Linked DNA regions of Homo sapiens: region 2 is linked to region 1. Evidence: chromatin contacts called from ENCODE Hi-C or POLR2A ChIA-PET data. All regions are on one chromosome and are shown on one strand. The core of a region is the stretch at or near the end of the contact, and the rest is flanking DNA. Distances in the headings are between cores, read along the strand shown. Region 1 has its middle 9.8 kb from the start of PIGY-DT. Region 2 overlaps FAM13A (family with sequence similarity 13 member A).

Evidence for each region. A loop is a pair of places that touch in the nucleus more often than their neighbours do. ChIA-PET counts read pairs that join two places held with the same protein, here RNA polymerase II (POLR2A). Pooled maps may share reads with other maps.
Region 2: a loop to region 1 is called in a pooled map, with 6 times the contacts of the local background. The contact joins two enhancer-like sites. A Hi-C loop is called at or near these places in 3 of 50 pooled maps. POLR2A ChIA-PET finds 5 or more read pairs at or near these places in 2 of 52 experiments (GM12878 and activated naive CD4-positive, alpha-beta T cell).

The regions. Positions count from the first base shown.
Region 1 is chr4:88,530,979-88,536,324 of GRCh38, reverse strand. It overlaps a transcript of HERC3 not described here. Among named protein-coding and RNA genes, the nearest start is that of PIGY-DT, 9.8 kb to the right of the region's middle. Within about 2 kb of position 2,249, at least 5 of the 41 ENCODE cell types and tissues checked have a DNase peak (open chromatin) inside an H3K27ac peak, as active enhancers do.
Region 2 is chr4:88,962,568-88,968,573 of GRCh38, reverse strand. The region is part of intron 4 of FAM13A (family with sequence similarity 13 member A); the gene reads left to right. Among named protein-coding and RNA genes, the nearest start is that of FAM13A, 92 kb to the left of the region's middle. Within about 2 kb of position 4,478, at least 4 of the 41 ENCODE cell types and tissues checked have a DNase peak (open chromatin) inside an H3K27ac peak, as active enhancers do.

The DNA of each region.
Region 1 (5,346 bases), core at 1,000-3,499:
AGTGGTTTAGAGGGACAATGGAGTAAAGATATTCTGGGCAGAAGAAATGGCATGAACAAAAGACATGGAGCTATGAAACAGGCTATTATGGGGACAACAAATAGTTCAGAATGGCTGAATTCAAGATGAGAAGTGGCCACAGTGAGAGAATATGCTGGAGACAGTCTGGGGCCAGTTGCTGGAGGGCCTCATAAGCCACTATGCCAGAAGCTTTTGCACAAACCTAGGGAAATCATCTGGGAGCTTTTGGCCACTTGAGTGCATCAGTGAATAACTAATTTGTTAAACTATTACATGCAAAGCAAGGTGCATTGAGGTAGGTCATCCTAGCCCCATGAGATGATTTGTGTTTATTGTAATAAGGAAATGGAACCAAGAATTGGATGCACTCCCATCTTTCTATCTTACATTATGACATAAGAAACATTTGCATTATTTCTACTCTGTAATATTTCTGTAAGAGATTTCAGGAGTGCTGTGGTTTGAATATGTCCTCCAAATGTCTTGTATTGGAAACTTAAGTGCCAAATTCATCTGTTGGTTGGAGGTGGGGCCTTTGAGAGGTAATTGGGATTAGATGAGGTCATTCGTGTGGGACCCCCATGATGGGACTGGTGGCTTTATAAGCAGAGGAAGAGAGACCTGAGCTGACACACTTGCTCCTGTCCTCCTGCCTTGGGATGCCCTTCATCATGTGATTGGATGTGGGAGGTGAAAAGATGAAGTCCATCATGACTTCAGACCTCAGCCCAGGTGACTCAGAAGATGGTGGTATCATTTACTAAGTTCAATACAGAACAAGGAGAGTTTTCTGGGGAAGTGTAGGTGAGTGGATAGTAAATTTAAGAAGATCATTCTGATTTAGTCACCTTATATAACATTTTTCAGTTTATGAATTCTCTAAGTTGGTGACTAAAGTACTTTTCAGTAAGATCTTTACATTAAAATAAAATGTCCCTAATGACTAGACCAAACTCAAACTACTGAAATATTTAGTCGTATTTTCCATTGCAATGAAATCAAGAAGAAAGCAGGGCAGAGTGGGAATCCCAGGGCAGTGCCCTAGGTGCTGGCAGGCCAGGTGTAAGTTCAAGGTTGGTCTCTGAGTCAGTCAAAGATGCCTGACAGGCTTAGAAAACTAGGAAAAGCAGACTTTCAAAAACTTGGAATTGTGACCATAGTTTCAATAAAAATACTCAGGACTCAATTTACTTTCATCTAGCCATGATTCTGGTAAAAATTATCTATTTTTTTCATATGCAATAACTCTTGTGTTAGCTACATCACTGGAGAGTCAAATCAAGTTAAAGTTGTCAAATTCCTGACTCTCTTCAACTATGGAAAACACAGCTTTCTGTAATAAAAGAGCTTTTACAATATCCCCATCTTCTTCATCTGAATACAAAAAAATACTTCTTTTGGAGGTTCATTTCCTTTTACACTATGGACTATTTGATGGCTACAACCTGAACAGTCATTGAAAACACACACAAAGTAAAACACCTATTGATTATTATTTTGAGAATTACTTCAGTTGTTTTCAAAGGTACCATAATGCACTAGCTTAAACCTGGATAATAAAAAAGCCATATAGAATCACACATTTCAAAGCTGTAAACTTGCTGTCTTAATTTTTTATTTTTTTCTGAGAGCATGAGGCTTTTAAAATCATGTTAATGCCATGAAAAATTCCATTCATAACTTTCATTTAATAAATTGGAAAAGGAAATGGTAGACGTTTGGGGAAAAAAAGCCTTGCAGTATGAGATCCTTTTAGTCACAGGAACTGACTAAGTAGAGGGAAGAGGACTGGAAAGTTTTTTTCTAGGAAAAAAAAAACAAAACTGTTAGACTAATAGAAGATGCCACTGGGTAATTATAGTGTTTAAAATCATTCTAGAGCAGGATTCCTCAGCCTGGTCACTGTTGACATTTTGGGCCAGTTAATTCTTTGTCGTGAGGGGCTGTCCTGTGCATGGTAAGATGCTTGGTGGCATCCCTGGCCTCTGCCCAGGAGCACCACCCCAGTTGTAACCATCAAAAATACATCCACACATTGCCAAATATTCCTGGGGTTCAAAATCATTCCAGTTGAAAAACCAGTGTTCTGGAGTCTTGCTACTAAAAGTGTGGTCTGCGATTCAGCAGCAGCATCCGGAAGCTGTTAAGAAAAGATTTCAAGCCTCCTATTCAGTATGATCCTAGTCATAATGAGTCAGAATTTGCATTTTAACAAGATTCCCAGGTGACTCATATGCATATTCAAGTTTGAAAAGCACTGTCAGATGATATGGATCATATTTATCCATTAGCAGGAGGGCAGTGGAGAAGAAGGAGGAATGGGAGGTAGAAAGAGGGAGGAAGGGAGTAAAAAAAGATAGAAGCTAAGAAACCTGGGTGATAGTGAAGGTACATAGCACTTTAAAACCAAGCATAAATAACTTTTCTTTTTGTGAAATTTTGAACAAAGTTGCCAGTAAGAACGATAAAGAAGAAAGTTTTATTATTGGGATTTTAAAGGGAAAAATGTTAGAAAAGTAGAGATAAAGAAATTAGGACTATGTATGAAGTTAGCCACAACTTTAAATCATTGAGGCCTAGATTAGAATCATGACTATTAAGATCAAAGTGCTGAAAGCCAGAAGACTTATGAAGAAACAAATTGTAAGAAATGGTGAACAGCCAGATGTGAAAGAGAAATTACAAAGGCTTTTGGCATGCTGTTTCTCACCGGTCCCCTTCCAAGCTAGTCTGCATCATGACAAGGAAAACCTTGAGAAAGGGCAGGGGATAGTAGTATGAGTAGCATCAAATTACTCACATAGGTCTCAGGTGACATCGTTTTGCCTCCTTTTATCCCTTCAATTTTATTTATAAAATCAGAATTTTCCATGGTGTGATGGTTAATAATGTGTCAACTTGATTGGATTGAAGGATACAGAGTATTGTTCCTGGGTGTGTCTGTGAGGGTGTTGCCAAAGGAGATTAACATTTCAGTCAGTGGACTGGGAGACGCAGACTCATCCTCAATGTGGGTGGGCACCATCCAATCACCTGCCAGCGTGGGCAGAATAAAGCAGGCAGAAGAAGGTGGAATGAGCAGACCTGCTGAGTTTTCTGGCCTTCATCTTTCTCCCATGCTGGATGCTTCCTGCCCTCAAACATCAGGCCCCAAATTCTTCAGCTTTTGGACTCTTGGACATACATCAGTGGATCGCCAGGGATTCTCCGGCCTTCGGCCACAGGCTGAAGGCTGCGCTGTCGGCTTCCCTACTTTTGAGGTTTTGGGACTCAGACTGGCTTCCTTGCTCTTCAGCTTGCAGATGGCCTGCTGTGGGACTTCACCTGGTGACCGTGTGAGTCAATTCTCCTTAATAAAGTCCGTTTCGTATATTCATCTATCCTATTAGTTCTGTCCCTCTAGAGAACTCTAATACATATGGGATTAGTACAAGAGGTAAGTTATCTTGCCTCTTCCTCAAGCTCTCCCTTGAACCCTTGCAAAAAGAAAATTCCCCACATTGTTTTCCTAAATATTACAACTCTACGTCCAGAGGATGATTGTTTTCCTGAGTACTTGTTAGTACTTCTACTCTTCATTCTTTTTAGTAATTCTGATCAGGACCTTTTATTTTCTATTATAATGGGCCAATGTGATGGTTAGTTTTATGTGACATCTTGACTGAGCTGAGGGATGCCTAGTTAGCTGGTAACACATTATTTGTGTTTGTATCTGTGAGGGTGTTTCTGGAAGAGATTAGGATTTTAATTTATAGGTTGAGTAAAGAAGATCTGCACTCACTTATGTGAATGGACATCATCCAATCCTATGAGAGCCTGAATAGAATAAAAAGGTGGAGGAAGGGTGCATTTGCTTCTCATTTGAGCTGGGACAGCCATATATACTCCCCTGCCCTCAGATACTGGTGCTGGGTTCTAGAGCCTTTGAGCTCTGATCTGGACCTACACTGTTGGCTCCCGTGGTTCTCAGGCCTTTGGACTTGGACTGAGTTATATCACCAGCTTTCTCCCGCTGGTTTTCCAGCTTGCAGAGGGCAGATTATGGGACTTCCAGGCCTCCGTAATTGTGTAAGTCAATTCCTGTAATAAATCTCCTGTTTTATAAATATATCTATATAGATATCTATATAGTGTTTCAGGCCACTATTCTTTACTATATATTAATCACTATTCTAAGTGATTTACATATTTTATGATCACATCTACACTCTGGGGTAGTTGACCAGTCAGGGTTCAGTGTAGGAAAAAGAAATTGTTCTAGGAATTTCCAGTATATAGGAATTTAATATACAGAACTATGTGTTTATAAATTCATTAAAATGGCTGGAAAAGCAGAAACAGGGGGCTGCTTCTGGAGTTTTGGTGTTAAGCTAATGCTCTAATAGCTGTGACCCAGAAGAAACTGTTACTGCAACCACTGCTGTGGCTGCCACAGCTGCCCTGTGCTAAGAAGACACTGCCCCTTGCATCTAGAGAGTGCAGCATTCATCTAACCCATGCAAATCCTGTGTCTGTCAGAACCTGCGTGTCAACTCTCCCTGCTGCAGGAAGCTCATCTCTGCCTCCCTTTCAAATTTCACGTGTGTGTATCTAGCTGGCAGAGTCTATTTCATAGCCAGAACCCTATCTATAAAGGAGTCTGGAAAATGTACTTGTTCGTTTTCCAACTTCTTCAAATAGGAGGGTTGAGAGAGCAACAGCTCATCTTCAGATGGAGGTTGAGAGAGCAACAGCTGCCACAGATTTCAAGCAGAGTTGGAAAGAACTGCAAATTTTTTATTGATTTCATTTGTTCTAAATAGACAAATTAATATCATGTGGAGTTGCTTATCTGGATATTTTCTTGTGATATATTTATAGTTTTAGTGAACGCTTATTTTTAAAGTTTATATTTCAAAATATGTATGAATAGGATATTTTAAAGAACAAAATAGTGGTGATGACTCCCATTAAGAAATACTATTGGCTGTGCACGGTGGCTCATGCCTGTAATCCCAGAACTCTGGGAGGCTGAGGGGGGAGGACAGCTTGAGGCCAGTTCAACTAACCTGGGCAACATAGCACAACAACAATTTAATTTAAATTAAAAAATTTTAAAAAAATTTTAAATTTTAAAAATTTAAAAAATTTTTAAAAATACTATTCCTGCCAGGCATGGTGGGTCACGCCTATAATCCCAGCACTTTGGGAGGCTGAGGAGGGCAGATCGCCTGAGGCCAGGAGTTCAAGACCAGCCTGCCCAACATGGCAAAACCCCATCTCCATTAAAAATACAAAAAAATTAGCCAGGCGTGATGTGGTGGTACACACCTGTGGTCCCAGCTG
Region 2 (6,006 bases), core at 3,229-5,728, 430 kb before region 1:
TCTGGGGCATATAGGGCAGAAAAAAAGATTATGAACAATTGCCAAGTACTCTAAACTGAAAACAAAATCATTGTAGAGTAAGTAATTACTGTATCCCCTCCTGATTCTCGGTCATAGCGAAGAAAGAATTTGAAAGCTTTTTTCAGAGTCAATTTTACCTTGCTACTGATTATATATTTTTGTACTTGCTATGTTGGAAAACAATGGTTGTTTGGCCTCTACTTTTATCCCTAATTGTTTAGAACATAAGTGTTGCAAAGTTGAAACTTTAGAAGGTGTGTTCTGAGCAAACAGGAGGAAAAGTATTTCTTAATCAGATGATGACCTTTGTTTCCAAGTAGGTGATGTGGCCAAGAGTTGAATGCAGTTTTAATAACTAGGATATTCAAGTCCCTGAGGCGGGTGCTTTGTATCAGAGATAATGCAAATAGTTCTTTTTATCTTCTCTTCTTGGCCATTGTACCCAGAGGCTTACCAATCTTCCACATTTAGTCAACAAACCTTTCTAACTACTTGCTAGACTCTGCAAATTATGGCAGGTCTTCTGTGGAAAGGGATAAACAGGAAAAGTCAGTATGACTGTGGACTGTAATTGTGGAAAGTAAACACACACACACTACCACCACAGCCTGTCTCACTCAGCCAGTGTCCTCCACATGGCAGCACTAGGCACTGTTTAAGAGACGTGATACCCGGAAAAACAAGCATGGAACTCCTGGTAATAAACAAGTATCAACTGATTTCATCTCCAAAAGAATTTCCCTTCCTCTCTGTCCCCATTACCAACCTCCTGCCCACAGTGGGAATAACTGAACTGCTGATTAAAGTTTGGTTTATTTGTTTTTCTAATTATGATGGTACAGTGCTTGACCCACTGAGTTTTCTACCCATTGCTCTTGCCGGGCATCTTTTCTGTGTTGTAAGGCACATGGAATTCTCTCTCATTTCTATGATGAGCAAAGATAAGGCTACTCTCCTTAAGCCGCATCCCACAATGGGCTCACATTATAAATTAAGATAAATATGAAGACCCTGAATATATTTGCAGCTACCCACTACAAGAGTTAAAATGTTCCACATGGAACTTACCAATAAACGTGCTCATAAACGAATTTGGTGTATTTTATCTAGACTGCAGATGATCACATATAAAATAATGATTGTCATGGGAAAGCTCTCATTTAAAAAATTAAATAAGATTGTGTAGGGAAATGAGATTATTCATTCACTGACTCTTTAATCAGACTTTAATCAGCAGTTCAGTTATTCTCACCATACTGTGCACCAAATGTATAGTAGATAAATCAGAGAGACGTACTGCCTGCTCTCAGTGAGCTTGTGGAGGAAAACACACAGAAACACTATACAAATAAATAATCATTATAATAATCACAGGTAACAGTGTTTATTGTTATGTCAGGTACTGTTCTAAAGAAATTACATGTACTATCTTATTTCATCCTAATAACAACCCTAGAAGTTAGGTACTATTATTTCACATTTATAAATGAAGAAATAGACCATGTGAGCTAAGTAACTTTCACAATGCATGCGGCTAGTAAAGAGCCAAGATTTGAACCTAGAGAGAAGACTCAGAGCCTGAATTCTTTACATCTATACTATAATTGCAAAGCATAGCAGAGCCTGGGTTAGAGAATATTGAGACCAGGTATCAAGTTCAAGAATACTGAAGAGAAAGGATAACAATTTTCTAGGAGGTTAAATGTCTCCATCCTAGTTTAGTGAGTGGAGTGTTTCATTTTGCATGAGCTAAGCTAGTGACATTTAATTCAATATAACATTTCTGATTTAATTTTATGAACTTATTTTGGTAGTTCATTGGAAGAGGCTATTAATGTGATTCCTCTTAACATAGAATAGAACTATTCTATGGACTATTCTCAGGTCTAAAAATAATGACCATTGTAACTGACTGCCGGGGATTCAACTTTAGTTGAACCTACATCCTAGACTTAATTAATAAGAAAGTAGGTAATAAATGAAATGAAAAAAATAAAATAGCTTTCTGTTGGGCATATTTAGGATAGTCCAACCTCCAGGCAAAAAGGATTAACCATGGTTCTGCTAATGCTTTACTTATTTGGCTATAGCAGGAAAAAGGTCAAAGGTAAGAGAGGACAGGTGAAACTTCAATTTAGTTTAGTTTTTCTGGTGCCAACGCCTAGAACATAGTCCCTGCCATATAGTAGGCTCTCAGTGCATGTTTGTTCAAAGAAGGAATGAGTGAATATGAAGGATCAGTTTTATTTCTAATACTCTGGGAAAAGGAGGGAGGGATGTAGCTCACAAGGGTCTAATGTTTATTTATTTTGGGAAAAGCAATCACCCAGAATTAATCTATATTATACTGTTTTTCTAACTAATTAGAATTTAATAAATAGTCCAGTTTCAAAAATCACATTAGTGGTCAAAAACTACATAACATGTCTTCACCTCATTCCTCCAAAAATTAAAAATAGAACTACCACATGATCCACTTCTGGGTAAATATATCCAAAAGAGTTGAAAGAAGGGTCTCAAAGAGAGATTTGCACACCTGTGTTCATAGCTGCATTACAATAGCCAAGAGATGGTAATAATCCAAGTGTCCATGGATGGATGAATGGGTAAACAAATGTAGTATATACAACCAAGAGAGTATTATTCAGCCTCAAAAAGGAAATCCTGTCACATACTACAACATGGACGAACCTTGCCGACGTTATGCTCAGTGAACTAAGCTAGTCACAAAAAGACAAATACTGTATGACTCCACTTATATGAAGTATCTAAAGTAGTCAGATTCACAGAAACGGTAGAATGGTGGTTAGCAGGGGCTGGGGGAGTGGAAAAAGGAGATATGTTTAATGGATATGGAGTTTAAGTTTGCAAGATGAAAATGTTCTGGAGATCTGTCATACAACGATGTGGATATAAATAAGACTACTGAACTCTACGCTTAAAAATTATTAAGATGGCAAATTTCATCTTGTTTTTTTTTAACTTAAAAAAACTACATATAAGATAGTTTTGCCTGTTTTCAGGTTTCTTTTCAGTGTTTTAGGTATTCAGTATTTAAATCACAAAATTTGTGATTTGAACATTTTTTTCTTCCTTCATGAGATTTTAAGTGGATTGATACTTGCTTTCCATTCTGTCCCGATGTCTGACCTTTGTAATGTAAAGAAGAACATTTTGTTTAATTGAGAGAAGTCTGCTGTGTTCTTGTTGATAGAGGACCATCCTAGAGTTGGGAGTGCTGTCTGCACAGCAACAAACCCAGAGTCTACTTTGGATCACCTTATATAGTTCATGAGTAATCAGCAGATGCCTTTCCTTTCTATGTCTCTCTCTCAGTGAAAGGCACTGTTTCTTCCACTTGGTGAGGAATGGCCTAATGCTCATTGTCTGTAACAGGAATGCTACAGCTGCTCAAATTGTACCATTTATCATATTTGGTAAGGTCTTGCCTTAGTCTTGCCTGTTCAATTATAAAAGGAAAGAAGACGTAAAAGATGTAGAGTTGTACTGTGTGATTTTCCCCCCATTATGTCAGAAGAGGCCTTAAGAAAACTAATACCAGCACACAAATATATCTTTTTAGATTTTCTATTATATATTTTGTCTTATCAAGAAGAGCAGAGTGGGCCGGGCGCGGTATCTCACGCCTGTAATCCCAGCACTTTGGGAGGCCGAGGCGGACGAATCACTTGAGGTCAGGAGTTCGAGACCAGCCCGGCCAATGTGGTGAAACCCTGTCTTTACTAAAAACACAAAAATTAGTTGGGTGCAGTGGTGCGTGCCTGTGATCTTAGCTACTCCAGAGGCTGAGACAGGAGAATCACTTCAACCAGGGATGTGGACGTTGCAGTGAGCCAAGGTAGCACCACTTCACTCCAGCCTGGGTGACAGAGTGAGACTCCAAAAAAAAAAAAAAAAAGAGCAGAGTGTATGTTAGTTTGGTGATTCATTACATGTTAGTTTATGATTCATTATGTGCTAGTGTGGTGATTCATTATGACTAGATGGTGCTGTGTAAAAAAAAAAAAATTTCCAGAAAAATCTAGTTTAATAATTATGCTACCCAGTCCTTAAATCCTATATCAAATACTACCTCCTCTAGGAGGTCTTTCCTAATAATATTTTTTTAATCCCAAAACAACAGACTACCTCCAAAAATACACAATGACCTACCTGCATTAGTTTGTATCTTTCTTATAGAAACATTCTATTAATTATGTTATTTATACCATAATATAAGCTCCTTTAGGGGAGAGGCTATCTTGCCCTTACCCATGGTATTCTCTGAAGTACTTCCCACAGGCAAAGAAAGCAATAAGTGTTTGGTAAATATTTCTTGGACTGAATTGAGCCAGCTGTTTACATATACATTAAGTTAACTCTTCTCATTATTCTCAGCCGTATGAAAGAAATGCAGATCCACTCTGTGACTACATCCTATTGCCTAATCTAACTAGGCAGATTGCAGCTACTTTATGTTGACTGTTCAGAAGTTTTTGCTTGGGTTAAATGAAGTCAAACCTGTTGAGTTTTTTGGCGCATGGGGAGTTGTTTACAACTTTTCTTTTTCTTTAGTGCTATTGTTCAGTGGGACCTGCCTGAGGAGTGTACTGTACCCCAAACTGTTTACACTGAACATTCATTTCTTCAGTGACACACCCATCAGCTGACCTGTTTACACTGGTACTTAAGTAAAGTGGGTGCCTGCAAGCTTGAAACACTCTTAAATTGAGTATAGTATGTTTCAAATAATACAAGTATCTTACCATATTATTTATAAGTTTTAGCAGCAACTAATAGACTGGTCCCTAAAATATATAAACAAGGAGCTATTAAATATAATTGTGGTGGTTTTTAAAAGTCTTTGAAAAGAGACCCTTGTCTTATTACTCCAGGGAAATTTGCAGCCATTCTATAGAGGTATTATCTCATCCCTACTAAAAAGATTTCAAATGGGCTGGGTGCAGTGGCTCATGCCTGTAATCCCAGCACTTTGGGAGGCCGAGGCAGGTGGATCACCTGAGGTCAGGAGTTCGAGACCATCCCGGCCTACATGATGAAACCCCGTCTCTAATAAAAATACAAAAATTCGCTGGGCATGGTGGCAGGTGCCTATAATCCTAGCTACCAGGGAGGCTGAGGCATGAGAATCGCTTGAACCTGGGAGATGGAGGTTGCAGTGAGCTGAGATCACACCACTGCACTCCAGCCTGGGCGACAGAGCGAAACTCAGTCTCAAAAAAAAAAAAAAAAGATTTTAAATGAAACTCTTAGTAATCTCTCTTTGGGTGGCCAACCCATTGTTGTAAAGCAAGGGAATATCTTATTAAAAGTTGTTTGTTGGGTCTGGGTGTGTTAATGACACCGTTATCACATTGTTAAGCTTCACAGAAGCATATAACCTCATCAATTTTAAATTTTTTTTAAGTAACATTAGTTTCATAAAAATGATACTTGCTTCTTGTAAATAATTAAAATTATACCCAAAAAGGCAAAAAGAAAAAAAGTAAAAGTCACCTAGTGACCCATTGATATTTTTCTGAACATCCTTTTAGAAATCTCTACACAGAAATTAAAATGCATTTTTACATATAGGAAATATTCATACATGCTACTGTGTTACTAATCTTATTTAAATAATATGTCATGAACATCTTCCATGTCAACTAACGTTAATCTTTATACCACTGTTGTAGTAGTTGTCATAGTATTCCCTTATGTTTTGGAATTTACCTAATTCTTTCTTAATGAACATTTAGATTGCTGTCAATTTGGGACTATTATGCACTCACATTTCAGTGGCCAGAAAGGTTGATGTGTGTTCTGAGTGGTGCACATCCCACAAATATTTCACTAACTTCTAGTCATGTGATGAAATTAAAGTCCACACAGTTTATTAGATGACTCTTTGAGTTGACACATATGCTCTCTCTCTCGCTCTCCCCGCCCACCAAATAGCAGTGACTCCTGGTTGATAAACCATGC